Linked DNA regions of Homo sapiens: region 2 is linked to region 1. A link is a contact called in ENCODE Hi-C or POLR2A ChIA-PET data. All regions are on one chromosome and are shown on one strand. Each heading gives the region's core, a stretch centred on a gene start or an enhancer-like site at or near the end of the contact. The rest is flanking DNA. Distances are from core to core; before and after follow the strand shown.

Region 1 (6,323 bases), core at 2,321-4,820:
TTTTATTACCAAGAGAATGGCTTTATTCTCCCGTTTACCTAGTAAACAGCTATCTGGACAAGGATAAACCAATTAATTTTAAAAGTTTGTCTGGCAAACTTAAAGCTACCAAAGGAGCACCATTATTTATCTTTTCAAGAAAAGAACACTATGTGGCAGTCAAAATAAATCTCTTCATTTTTTGCCTCTAGTAAGCACTCTGTTACAAATACGAAAATTACTAAAATAAAATATTTTAAAAATGTATAGGAAGAAACAGCTTATCAGATTTTTCTCCTTTCAAATAAGGAGAAATTGAAATTATAAAAGGCAGTATTTTTAAAATTCACATACTTGAAAAATAAAGAATGAAATATATGAATTTGAATACTTTTTACATAGAAGCTTTTAAAATCAAAGCCATGATCCCACAGCAGGTGAGTCAATGAAACTCCAAATTCACAGAGAAAGCAGGTAGCACCGTTTAATCTTATACACAGCCCTTAAAGTATAACACCTGCCTTCCTCCAAACGAATGCCAGGTCCATCTCTTCTACCACATCATTTTTCTTTTTTTCCTTTTTGAGACGGAGTCTTACTCTGTCCCAGGCAGGAGTGCAGTGGTGCTATCTCCGCTCACTGCAACCTCTGCCTCCCAGGTTCAAGTGATTCTCCTGCCTCAGCCTCCTGAGTAGCTGGGGTTACAGGCGCGCACCACCACGCCCGGCTAATTTTTGTATTTTTTTTTAGTAGAGACAGGGTTTCGTCATGTTGGCCAGGGTGGTCTTTAACTCCTGACCTCAGGTGATCTGCCAGCCTCGGCCTCCCAAAGTGGTGGGATTACAGGCGTGAACCACTGTGCCTCGCCCACATCATTTTGCAGTTAAAACCCTCAAGTAGTTTTCCATTCATTTACAATAAAATACTGCCTCCTAATTGTAGCTCTGAGGTCCTGTGTGACTTGCCCCAGTGAACCTCTTCGACTTCACTCAAGACCCTCCAACCAGACTGCCTTCTGTCAGTTCCAGGGACACATCAATCTCTTTTCCCTCACGGCACCTGCACATGCTGTTCGCTCTGCCTGGACAGCTCTTCCCCAGCTCCCAGCACAGCTGGCTCAGGATATTTAGGTCTCAGCTTAAAACCATCTCCTCAGCAGCTTTTCCTAGATTTCTTTCCTCTACCACATGTATTCTCTATTTTAGTACTTTGTTCATTTCTTTTATTAACACCACAATTTTTTATGTACCTAGTTTTTTGTTTACTTGTTTTTAGTAAGCACTACAAATATCCTTTACTAGTCAATAAGTTCCATGAAGGTGTACATTGTTGAATTCACCATGTGCCCAACATCAGGAAAAGTGTCCTGTTCATCCAAGGTAAATGGACTGCCATTATAACATTTACATATTTCTGGTGAATCTGCTGGAGTTTACTCCAGCTTTGTTTGAATACCCTCAACCACCCCTCCAGTACACATAAAAACAACATTCAGAATCCTTGGATTCTAGTTCCCTGCTTCCCAAAAATTACTTTCTGCAAAGGATTTGGAAAAACTGATTACTGGTAAAGTGTAAAAAACTTCTAAACCTTTTTCTATTACCTTTCCAGAGATACAATTATTTATTTAAAGGTAGAGTCTTTGGGGTCAATTAATTTATTATTGTAGGCTTCTGGCATCAGTTTTTTCCACCTGTTTCTCATAGTTATCACCCAACAATATACACTTGTAGTGATCAAGTCCTTGAAGAAAAGGACTGGGGCTATTTGTTATATAGTTAAATTCATTTGATTAAGCACTTGTGGTATGAATGCCTACGGGTTGATAAATAAGTGTGAAATATATGACTCGAGCAATCTCTTGCCAGAAGAAAAGCACAGATAAAAACACTGATGGGCTCTGAAGTGAGTCAGACAGGGACTGGAATCCCAGTTCTGCCATATCTGAGCCTTTGTCTCATTTGCATGATAGGAACAATACCTATTGTAAGAGATATGAGAATAACATTGAATAATTCATTGTTTCAACAGATATTTATTGAGTTGCGTGCCAGGTGCTGTTGGAGGCACTGATGATAAAGCAGTGACAAAACAAAAATTCCTGCCCTCATAGAGCTTACACTCTAATGGGGAAAGGCGGATGAAAAAGTAAATTATATAGTCTGTTAAGTGCTAAGGACAATAATAAAATAGAGAATGGGAAAAGGGAGTGTATGTATGTAGGAGGTAGGTTTGCATTTTCAGGTAGGGTGGAGGCTGCATTGTGAAGGTGGCAAATGAAAAAAGAGGGGAAGAGAGAGCTAAGTGCATATTTGTGGGAAAAGCATTCTAGCAGAGTGAACTGTAACTGCCAAAGCTTCCCAGCAGAAGTGTAACCATCCTTAGCGCACTGCTTCTAAAAGTATGGGCACTGGAGTAGCAGCATTGGCATCAATTGTGACCTTGTTAGAAATACAAATTTATGGGGCCCATTTCCTTTATGTACCTAGTTTTTTGTTTACTTGTTTTTAGAAAGCACTGCAAACTCAGAATCTCTGGGGCTGGTTCCCAGGAACGTGTTTTAACCAGCTGTTTCGCTGATTCTTATGCACGTTCAAGTGTGAGAACCATTGTTCCAGGGACAAAAATACAGGCTTTGGAAGAGGGTATCCCTGGCTCCACATCATTCCTAACTAGCTGTATGTACTACCTTGATTAATAGTCTCAATTTAAGGTACATCAGAATCACCTGGATGCCTTGGTTGAAGCCAGATTATTGAGCCCCAGCCATAGAGTTTCTGATTCTGTGTGTCTCGGGGGTGGGAAGTCCCCAAAATTTGCATTCCTAACAACCAGGTGCTGCTGATGCTGGTCTTTATCACTGCAGATGATAGCAGAAAGGCCTGTTTGCTGTAGCAGAGTCCTGTCAGAGGGAGGCAAGAAACGGTAAGGGGCGTGTTGTGTAGACTCCATAGGCCATTGGAGGTGCCTTGGCTTTTACTCTACGATGTCGGATGGAGAACGGCGATCTAACCTGGGCTGTAAACGGATAGCTCTGACTGCTGTGTCGAGGAGGCTGCAGAGGGGTAAGGGAAAAGCAAAGCCACCAACTGGAGGGCTGTTGCAGCATCCCGGCAAGAGAAGCTGGTACTTGGGACTGGGTGGGCACAGTACTGAAAGTGATGAGCAGTGGTAGATTCTGGATAATTTTAAAGGTAAAGACTACAGAATCTGCTAATAATTGTGAGAAGGAGTGGATGACTTCAAGAATTTTAGATCCGGTAATGCAAGTCAAGTCCCTGACACACAGTATGTGCTCAGTAAACGGTGCGTTTTAAAAATTATTGTTGTAAGCGCTCAGCCAACTGGAAATTAGAGAAGCAAGGGGGCTGTCTGAGCTTGGCCTGGACTGTCCATGCTGGATCCCGGCCTCCCCCTGAAGGAGGAAAATAGTTTTTGGAAAGGGAAATAAGACACCAAACCCCAGCACTTACTGATGCTTATCTTCCTTTTCCTCCATGGGCCTCTACGGCACCAGGCAGCGAGGAGCCTCCTGGGAAGAACAGGGACGCAGCCCTGCCAGGAAAAGGGTGCGCAAAGCGCGGCGACTGTGACTCGCGCGTTGCTAAGCGACGGGCGCTAGTCCTCGGAAAGGGGCGTGGGGGGAAACTCCTGGAGTGCGCAGGCGCAGTTAAGCCGGGTTGGTGCTGGACTGTTGCTCACTGTGCGCGACTGCGCGGCGAGGAGGGCGGGGGTGCCTGGCCGCGTCTCTAGGCGTGTGGGCTCGACGCCCTGCGTTTGAACTTGCCCTTCCCATTGTAGGGCCAGGAGGGGTGTTTATCAGGACTGATTTGGTCCTTGAGGATAGGGGAAGGGCTGTTTCCGGAGCTGCGGGGCAGCGCTGCTGCCGTCTCCGCCGTGCCCGCCCTCCGGAGCCCGGCAGGTCGTCGTCAAAGCGCTGCCACGGGTCGCCCAAGCTGGCTGCAAAAGTGCGGGCCGGCGGGAAGGATACTTGTTTTCCCTTGTATTGTTAACAATACTGTGCGAGTCGTGATTGGTTGCTCCTGAGCTGCCTAGCCTTTACTCCAGAAAGCTTGGTTGTCACTGTTTTCCACCATTTCTGACAAAACCTTCCCCGGCTGGGCTGCCAGGATTAAAATAGAGCAAGGGAACACTCATCTCCTGCAAATGAGGCTCCCTGCTGTGTGTCATCTGTTGCAGCCTGAGCGGGGTTCAGAATAGGGTAGCTTAGGCAGCGGGTTGGGGCTTGTATGTGTAGCACTTACCCAAAAAGAGCAAGCTCCTGGGAAAAGCCGTTGCTGACTTGCATCCACCTTCTGGCCCTGGAATTTCTTACTTCATTTCACCATTGCCTCCCAATTTCCACTACCAGAGCCAAAAGTCTTTGGCATCTGTCATAGTAACTCACGCATTTCCCTGGATAACGGAAAAAGAAAAGTCCAGAGTTGAATTCTGCCTTATATCAGGCTATGCATACGTATATGTTTGGAATCCAGAGTCAGTGTTCGTGTGTGTGTTTACATTCACCTTGGAGAGTGATGGGAGAGCAGAGGTTGGTCCTAGGACTCATTTTATGTATGTGACCTGAAATCCTATCAGGAAGAAGAATATATGTGTAGATTTGACACCTAGTGACCTAAATACCTGAGTGTGGACTTCGTTGTTAAAGACTGGAGTGTGTGTGAATGTGTCATTGTGTGTGTGTGTGTTTGGTGAGTAAGGAGTGGATGAGTAAATAAATATGGGGCAAGTGGGTTGAAAACCAGAAAGCAGGGGGAACTAATAGCAATTGAGCTTCCACTAGGGGACCAGGCATTTGTTAGGCATTGTATTAAACACCACCTGCTTATCTGGTCTTATCCTAACCATCACACTGTGATTAGGAGCTTAGGGTCTGGGAGCAGTCAGTGTTTGAAACCTGGCTTTACCACTTAACTAGCTAGTTCACTTGGGCAAATGATCTAACCTCTCTGAGCCTCAATTTTTTTCATCCACAAAATGGGGAAAATACCTAGGGTTGTTGTGAGGTGTAGATGATTTAATACAGGCAGAGTACTGAGAACAGGGCCCGATGCTTAGTAAGTGCTTTGCCATTATTTTTATTGATCAACTTGATCTGCTTATGCTGCCACATGTCCTTGAGGGTTAGTCAACTCCCTCATCATTCCCCCTAATTTCTGCTTCAACCTTCACCAATCTCTTCAAGTCCTAAAACCACTTACCCTCAGGAACAATCTCAGGGCTTAAAGAAATGAGGGCATTTTCTCAACTTGATCCTTTCAGACTGACAAGTTCACCTGCATCCGTACAGGATTAGAGTCATTTGCCTCTCTTTTGAGCGGTATGGTATTAGTTTTAAATATATTTATGTCAATCTCTGTTAAGTAGCTTGCATATGTCTAGGACTTATTAAAAGCTATGAGAAACATTTAAAAAAGAAATTGTGGGCTAGGTGCAGTGGCTCACGCCTATAATCCCAGCACTTTGGGAGGCCAAGGCGGGCAGATCGTGAGGTCAGGAGATCGAGACCATCCTGGCTAACACAGTGAAACCCCGTCTCTACTAAAAATACAAAAATTAGCCGGGCGTGGTGGCACGCACCTGTAGTCCTAGCTACTCGGGAGGCTGAGGCAGGAGAATCACTTGAACCCAGGAGGCAGAGGTTGCAGTGAGCCAAGATTGCACCATTGCACTCCAGCCTGGGTGACAGAGCAAGACTCAGTCTCAAAAAAAAAAAAAAAAAAAAGGAAAGAATTTGTGCCAATCACAGGGAAGTCACAATCTAGTTAGAGACATAAGACATACAGTAAAACAAAAAACTGTGACCAAAACATCAATGATACATGAACGCATTATATAACTGATAGACAAAGTATCACATTGCAGTACTGATAGTATAATAATGTGCCAATTATTTATTCCTGGTGCATTCTCTGCAGGGTGCCGCATAAAAGTATGAATTTTATAATAACTTTTGATGTTTTTTATACAGAAAAAACACTGGGCTGCCATTAGTGGTTTTTACTACTAACTAAGCATTGACCTAGGAGAGACACTTAAACCTCTGTGCGCTATAGATTTTGACTTGTAAAAAGATAACTTCATATTGTCTTCATGATCTCTTCCAAATGTAAAATACAGTGATTCTACTGAAAAATTTGTCTGAAAAATCAATGAACACACTAGCTTAAATAATACATGTAATTTTCTAATTTGTGATAGATATTTGGATTCTTGTCAATGAAGAATAATTCAAAGTAGGTACTAATATTATGCAAGTTAAAAATACCGATGCTCTTTGAGCAAGAACACCATATGTGAGGGAACACAATAAGATGGAAATT
Region 2 (6,323 bases), core at 2,104-4,603, 43 kb after region 1:
GTGAAGTGGTGGGGGTGGAAGCTAGATTTGCATGGTTTTAGAGTGAGGGGGAAGTTAAGAATCTAAGACAGCAAGAATAGATCATCTTTCTAGCTGTCTGCCTGTGAAGGAGAGGAGAGAGAGCAGCTGTATACATCTTTACGGTTCTGTTCTTGGCAAGGCAAGCCTGCCTAGATTTTGAATTCAATGCCTTCCAATATTTACGAGCGCCTTTGTCTCAGAAGAGCAATATTTGAGGAAGATTGCTTTAAGGATGCACAGTCCAGGATGTTCTCTCTTCCAGTTATGTTAAAATCGACTCCTACATGAAGCCAAATGAAAAATGAGTTGGCCAGACACGCCTGCGTTTTCACCCTCACCCTGATCTCTCCATCTCCCACCAAAAATGCTCATAAACAAATTGAGTTGGGGTTGGGGGATGCCATTAGCCGATAGAGAACTACTAGATAATCTAGTGCCAAATTGTGGCCCACTCATAGCAGAGGTTGTTATTTTAGGCATCACTTAAGCCTTGTCCTGGCTCTATTTTATGTCCCCACCCTAGTTTTTAATCCCTTTTCACTTTTAAATGTACATGCTCTTGTTTTACATACGCTTACAAATCACTTTAAATCCTGCTGGGAACAAAGTGAGGTGCAAACATAAAAAGCTCTGTATTTTCCCGGCTTGCTGATACTGTTTGTTTGATTTTATAATGGAAATGGTAGGGGTGGGGGAACAGATTTATTTAAGGAGTTTTGCTTTACGGCCGACTTCGTTAGATACCTTTTCCATTAAAATAAGGCATGCAACGTTCTATGGTTATAAAAACCACGTCTTCAAGGCACCAGTCTCTGTGGCCGTGGACTCCGGGACCAAGCCAGGCAGCCACGGCCTCGCCCGGGGAAGCTTCAGGTGCCATTGATCGCGGGGCGGCGGCAGCCGGGCACCCACCGGCTCCGACCTCTGTGCCGAGAGGAATGTGCAAGTCCTCAAAGGGAAATTCATAAAGCGAAGCCCTGACAGCCTGATGCAATTTGCGCACAATTGAATTAAAAGAATAGCGCCAAGGTGGGATGGAAAGGCGGCTAACGACACAAGAACCGCTAGAAGAACAGATGTGCTAGATGGAAAAGCAGAAGCAAAAATCACATTTTAATGGAAAGACGACTGTTTGGCTGTGTATTAGACACCGGCTGTATTGAGCATACTACATGTGGTTAACCCTGAAGATGGGGGCTCTCGGAATGCCTTGAAATATTTGACGAGAATCAAAAATAATGAAGCCCTTCTTTATGGACATGTCTCATTGTTAGGGAAATGGCTACCTTTTGAACCTCCCAGGATTTTTTTTTTAGATTCTCCTATGTGACTCAGTTCATAGGGAGGCTCATGATGGAAGGTAAGAATGCCATAGTAATGTTTTAGTTGGTAGGTGGCTGCCTGTAAATGGTACTTTTATAATTTCAATATTTTTCGGCACAAATGTGTTAAATGCTCACAAATTTCAGTCTGTTATGTAGACAGAGATGATCATAAAAAACGTTTTCCTTTTTGTACTCATATGCCAACTTTTAACAAAAATATAGAACAAAATAGAAGGTGAGGAAGAAATATGTATCTTCCTAATAATCTCTGCAGGTTATAAAACAAAGTCATTGCTAAATCCCAATAAAGGTGTTTCTGCCTAGATTTTGAAAACTAAAATTGGGTGTAGAATTGTCACCCTAGTAACAAAAAATTTAAAGAGCTTGGGCCTGTTGGTTGACTTAAATCTGCTGTAGTTTTCATAAATAAATCTAAGTTATTAACAGCTTGGTGAATTTTTGGCAAATAAGAGGACGTCATCAATATATCCAAGTTGCTTATCTAGTGGGAGGTGACAAAGTAGAAGAAGGAAGGATGTGAGGCTGAAAGGGAGAGGAGAGAAACATTTCATGGAAGAGGTTGTCTGACTTTAAGGTGTGCTCAATTTTGCTGACACCATTAATGATCAAAGAATATCTAGCAACCAGAATCAAAATGTAATTTAACTTCATTATATTACACCTCCCTCTTTTGAATTGAAAGCTACTTATATATAGTTGATAGCTGTCATTCTTTAGTTTTCCAAATGACTTTTAGATGATGAGGCTTTGAATAGAATTAAAAGCTTGGGGTCGCAGAAGTTACAACCATGAAACTAAAGCCAGTAGGTGGGTCCTGCTGTGGAAGAAACTGGACTCCCTGAGATTGGGTCTACAAAGTGCAGTTTGGACTTGGCAATCATCCAGATAAGGCCTCAACCTTTGGGAGCCTCTTCTAATTACACACTATTTCCTGCTACAGCTAAATGTACATCACAGAAAGAAAAAAACTAGTTAGCAGCTTTCTGTGGGATCCTACAAGGCACCGTTACATCGGTGGAGTTGCCAAAGCTCTTCTCTGGTCAAGGAATTGATCCTAAAAGCTCTCTGGAATGATCAAGTTTAGGGGAACAAACACCTGATTTCCTAGGAGATCAATTTATAAACTAGAATACCATGCATCATTTATAGTAGGCAAGTATATCAGCCATTTATAAAATAATTTTCCTTTTGAGGGAAATGCACTAATGCACTAATGAGACAGAATTACATTAGATTGTTCTTTCTCTAGCCTAGGTGAAACCTGGCCTAGAGAATATACATAATGATAGTATCCTTTTCCCCAGGAAGCACTGAAGAAATGGTAATATGGCCCACCTTTTTAAAAACTACACCACCCACTGCTTTTCACTTAACAAATCACTACCTCAGACAAGTTAATGAGGCTATAGTTTTCTTTTTAGTTGCTCTGTTCCTATATGGAGGATATGCCTTGGTCACCTGCATTATGCTGAAACACAGTCTGTTTCTGTTTCTAGGGTAAAGAAAAGGGAAAGCTTATCACTTAATTGTAGTATCTTTACAGACCACATCTTAAGGCAGCTTGCTTTGAAACAGGTGATTTTGTTTCCATTTTGGAAGGCAACAGGTCTGATATTTTCCCTGGATAGAGGAAAGGTGAAGGGAACAAAGCCCTCTCTAAATTGTGGCTACAGGAGTGGCAGGCAAGTGCAAGAATACCCCTTTTCCACAGAGGGAATTAACCCAAAGGGAATGACTGAAAGGGTCATTATGTTCTCCAAGACAATCAAGCAAGCAGCATAGAGAGTCAACGTGCTGATGAGGGAATGTTCCCAATACTGTGGGTGCTGTTCAAACTACCCTCACACCTAGAAATAACAAACACTGTTTAGCCAGCTTACAAGTCTGCAATTTGGTCAGGGCTCAACAGGGAAACCTCATCTTTGCAGTACTTGCCAAGAGCAGCTCTGAGGCTGAGGACTGGAATAACTGGAATCACTTACAAGTCTGGCAGATGATGCTGGGAAAACTCAGTCAGCTGGGTTCTGCAACAGCTCTGGCTCCTCAGTCGTCTCCCTCTATCCCTACATGACTTCTTCAGCATGGCGGCTTCAAAGTAGCCAGACATTTTATGTGTGTGTTGTCACAGGGATCCAAAGGTATGTCCAGTAGAGCCAGGCAGAAACTGTACTGCCTGCTCTAACCTAGTCTTGGAAGACACTCAGTGTCACCTCTAACACATTCTATGAGTTTGAAGTCAGTCACTAAGGCTGGCCCATGTTCAAGGGGAAGGAAATTAGATCTCACCTACTGTGGTCTGAATGTATCCCCCAAATTTCATATGGTAAAATTTAATTGCCAGTGTGACAGTATTAAGAAGTAAGGCATTTAGGAGGTGATTAGGTCATGAGGGGGGGCCCTTATGCATGGGATTAGCCACTTATAAAAAGGGCTTGAATGGGTAAGTCTGTTCCTTCCATTCCTTCCACCTCTTCTGCTATGAGGACATAGAGTTAGCCCCCTCTGGAGGAAATGGTGTTCAAGGTGCCACCTTGGAAGAAGAGATCAGGCCATTATCAGACACTGAACTTGCCAGCACTTTGATCTTGGACATCCAAGCCTCCAGAACTGTGGGAAATAAGTTTCTGTATACATTACCCAGTCTAAGATATTTTGTTATAGCAGCACAAATGCACTCACCTTTAGTGAAAAGAGTATCAAAAAATTGGGGAACATGTTTTTAAATCACCAGGGTAATTTTATGTAGTTAAATAATTATGTGATAGTATACTCTTTACTAAGTCATTCATTCACAAATACTTACGGAGCTTTTTACCATATATTGAATAAACATTGCATTTCAAAGTTAAAAAATTCTAGATATTATAGCCTGAGAAAACTCACATTTGGATATGATTTTATGTATTGAGAAGGCTGTATTTTGTTTTAGGCCTGTCTTTGAAAGTTTTCAAACCAGCACAAAATGTCAGATGAGGACAAATCCATTTAGAGAGGAGTATAATCAAAACAGCATAAAGATTTTTATTAGAATTCATTTAAAACCTGAGAAAATGGAAGTATAAATCCTTAATCAGTACAATTATATTCTAGAAAAGTTATCTGTTGAGCAAAGTAGTGTAAAAACGGATCATCTTTTCTACCAATTTTATATTTTCAGTTGCCTGGTATGTGAAAGGAGGATTGTTCTCTGATAGACATAGATGACTATTAGTTAGGGTTAGATTCAGCTTTGAAGCACAGTAATAGTGGCTTGAAGAAGGTAGTTTACAGAGAGTCCCTGATGGGGGGACTCTTTGTAATGGTTCAACTCACATTTTTTAGACTTTCTGGTGGTGCTAACATGATAAACATTTAGTAGAAATCTTACTTCAAATGTTGAATTTTGATCTTTTTCCAGGCTAGCAATATGCATTGATATTCTCTCACAATGTTGGGCAACAGCAGCAAACCACAGCTCCCAGATCACGAGGGTAAACAGTGGATACTCTACAATGTACTGCATTGCCAAATAGTTTAGCCCAGCTATAGGGTTGGTCTTGAATGCCTGGGCTCAAGAAATCCTCCCATCTTGGCCTCCCAAAGGCCACTGCGCCTGGCCCTGAGCACATTTAAGGTAGGCTAGGCTAAGCTATGGTGTTCAGTAGGTTAGGTGTATTAAATGCATTTCTCACTTACAGTATTTTCAACTTACAATGGGTTTATTGGTACATAACCCTATCATAAGTCAAGAAGCATCTGTATTCCTTTATCATATAAAGGAAGCCTGAAGGTGGGCAGTCCAGGACAGGTATGACAACTCCATACCTTCAGAGACCTTTCCAACTCACCACTCCATGATTTCTAGGATGTTGTCCTCCATTCTCATAACCCAAGATGGATGCTAAAGTTCCAACCATCACATCTGTGTTCCAGACAGCAGGATAGATGAAGGCAAAGAGGAGGAAGATTATATATGTTTGCAGTATGTTAAAAAGGTTTTCTAGCAGCTGCCACACAATACTTCTGATTACATCTCATTGGCCAGAACTCAGCTACAAAAGAGACTGAGATGTTGTCAATGTAGGCTTTATTCTGAGTGGCTGTGTGCCCAGTAAAAACACATGTATTACAATAGAAGGAGAGGATGATTACTGGAGGACAGCTAGCAGTCTTAGCCACAGGGTGGAAATTGAGTGTTCTGTTTTGGACACAGTAAGCATGAGATGCTTTTTAGACACCTACGTTAACAACAGAATTTAGGAGAGAGATTGAAACTGGAATTATAAATTGGGAACTGATTACAGATGATATTTAATGCCACAGGGCTAGATGGCAATACCTGGGAATAAATGGAAACAGAAGAGAAGTGGTCAGCAAGAGGAGCATCCCACAGAATAGGCTGAGAAGATGGAGCAAGTGAGGCAGAAGGAAAGCCAGGAGACCGTGGTATCCTAGAAACTCAGTGCTGTGGTCTGAATGTTTGTGTCCTCCCAAAATTTGTATGTTGAAACCTAATTCCTAATGTGTTGTTATTAAGAGATAGGGCCTTTGTGAGATGATTAGCTCATGAGGATTCCAAAGGGACCAGTACCCTTATAAAAGAGGGCCCAAGGGAGCTTGTCAGCCCCTTCCACCATATGAGGGCACAGCTGGAAGGCAAAATCTTTGAAGCAGAGCAGAGCTGTCACCAGACGCTGAATCTGCTAGTGCCTTGATCGTGAACTTCCCAGCCTCCAGACCTGTGAGCAGTAAATTTATGTTGTTTATAAATTACCCAGTCTATGGTGTTCTGTTACAGCAGCCTGAAGAAACGAAGATGCTCAGCAAAGAAGGTATTTCAAGAAGGGGGTCTCAACAGTCTCATGGGTTGCTGAATGTTTAAGTAACACAGGCCAAAGAACTGATCACTGGATTTGGCAAGTTCAAAGTCAAGGACACTAGTTGATCCTGGTTACAATGGAGAGGTAGAAAGCAAAG

The links. A loop is a pair of places that touch in the nucleus more often than their neighbours do. ChIA-PET counts read pairs that join two places held with the same protein, here RNA polymerase II (POLR2A). Pooled maps may share reads with other maps.
Region 2: a loop to region 1 is called in a map of sigmoid colon, with 2.1 times the contacts of the local background. The contact joins the enhancer-like site here to the promoter of CIMIP6 in region 1. A Hi-C loop is called at or near these places in 3 of 168 maps with a recorded cell type or tissue (dorsolateral prefrontal cortex, heart right ventricle and sigmoid colon) and 9 of 50 pooled maps. POLR2A ChIA-PET finds 5 or more read pairs at or near these places in 4 of 52 experiments (H1, OCI-LY7, PC-9 and 1 more).

The regions. Positions count from the first base shown.
Region 1 is chr2:54,328,131-54,334,453 of GRCh38, reverse strand. CIMIP6 (ciliary microtubule inner protein 6) reads right to left here and starts at 3,570. Exons shown (of 5, transcript NM_001100396.2): 1 at 3,453-3,570. The coding sequence starts at 3,478.
Region 2 is chr2:54,284,773-54,291,095 of GRCh38, reverse strand. All of the region lies in intron 3 of ACYP2 (acylphosphatase 2), which reads right to left. Among named protein-coding and RNA genes, the nearest start is that of TSPYL6, 32 kb to the right of the region's middle. Within about 2 kb of position 3,353, at least 3 of the 41 ENCODE cell types and tissues checked have a DNase peak (open chromatin) inside an H3K27ac peak, as active enhancers do; they include heart right ventricle, where a contact is called at or near this core.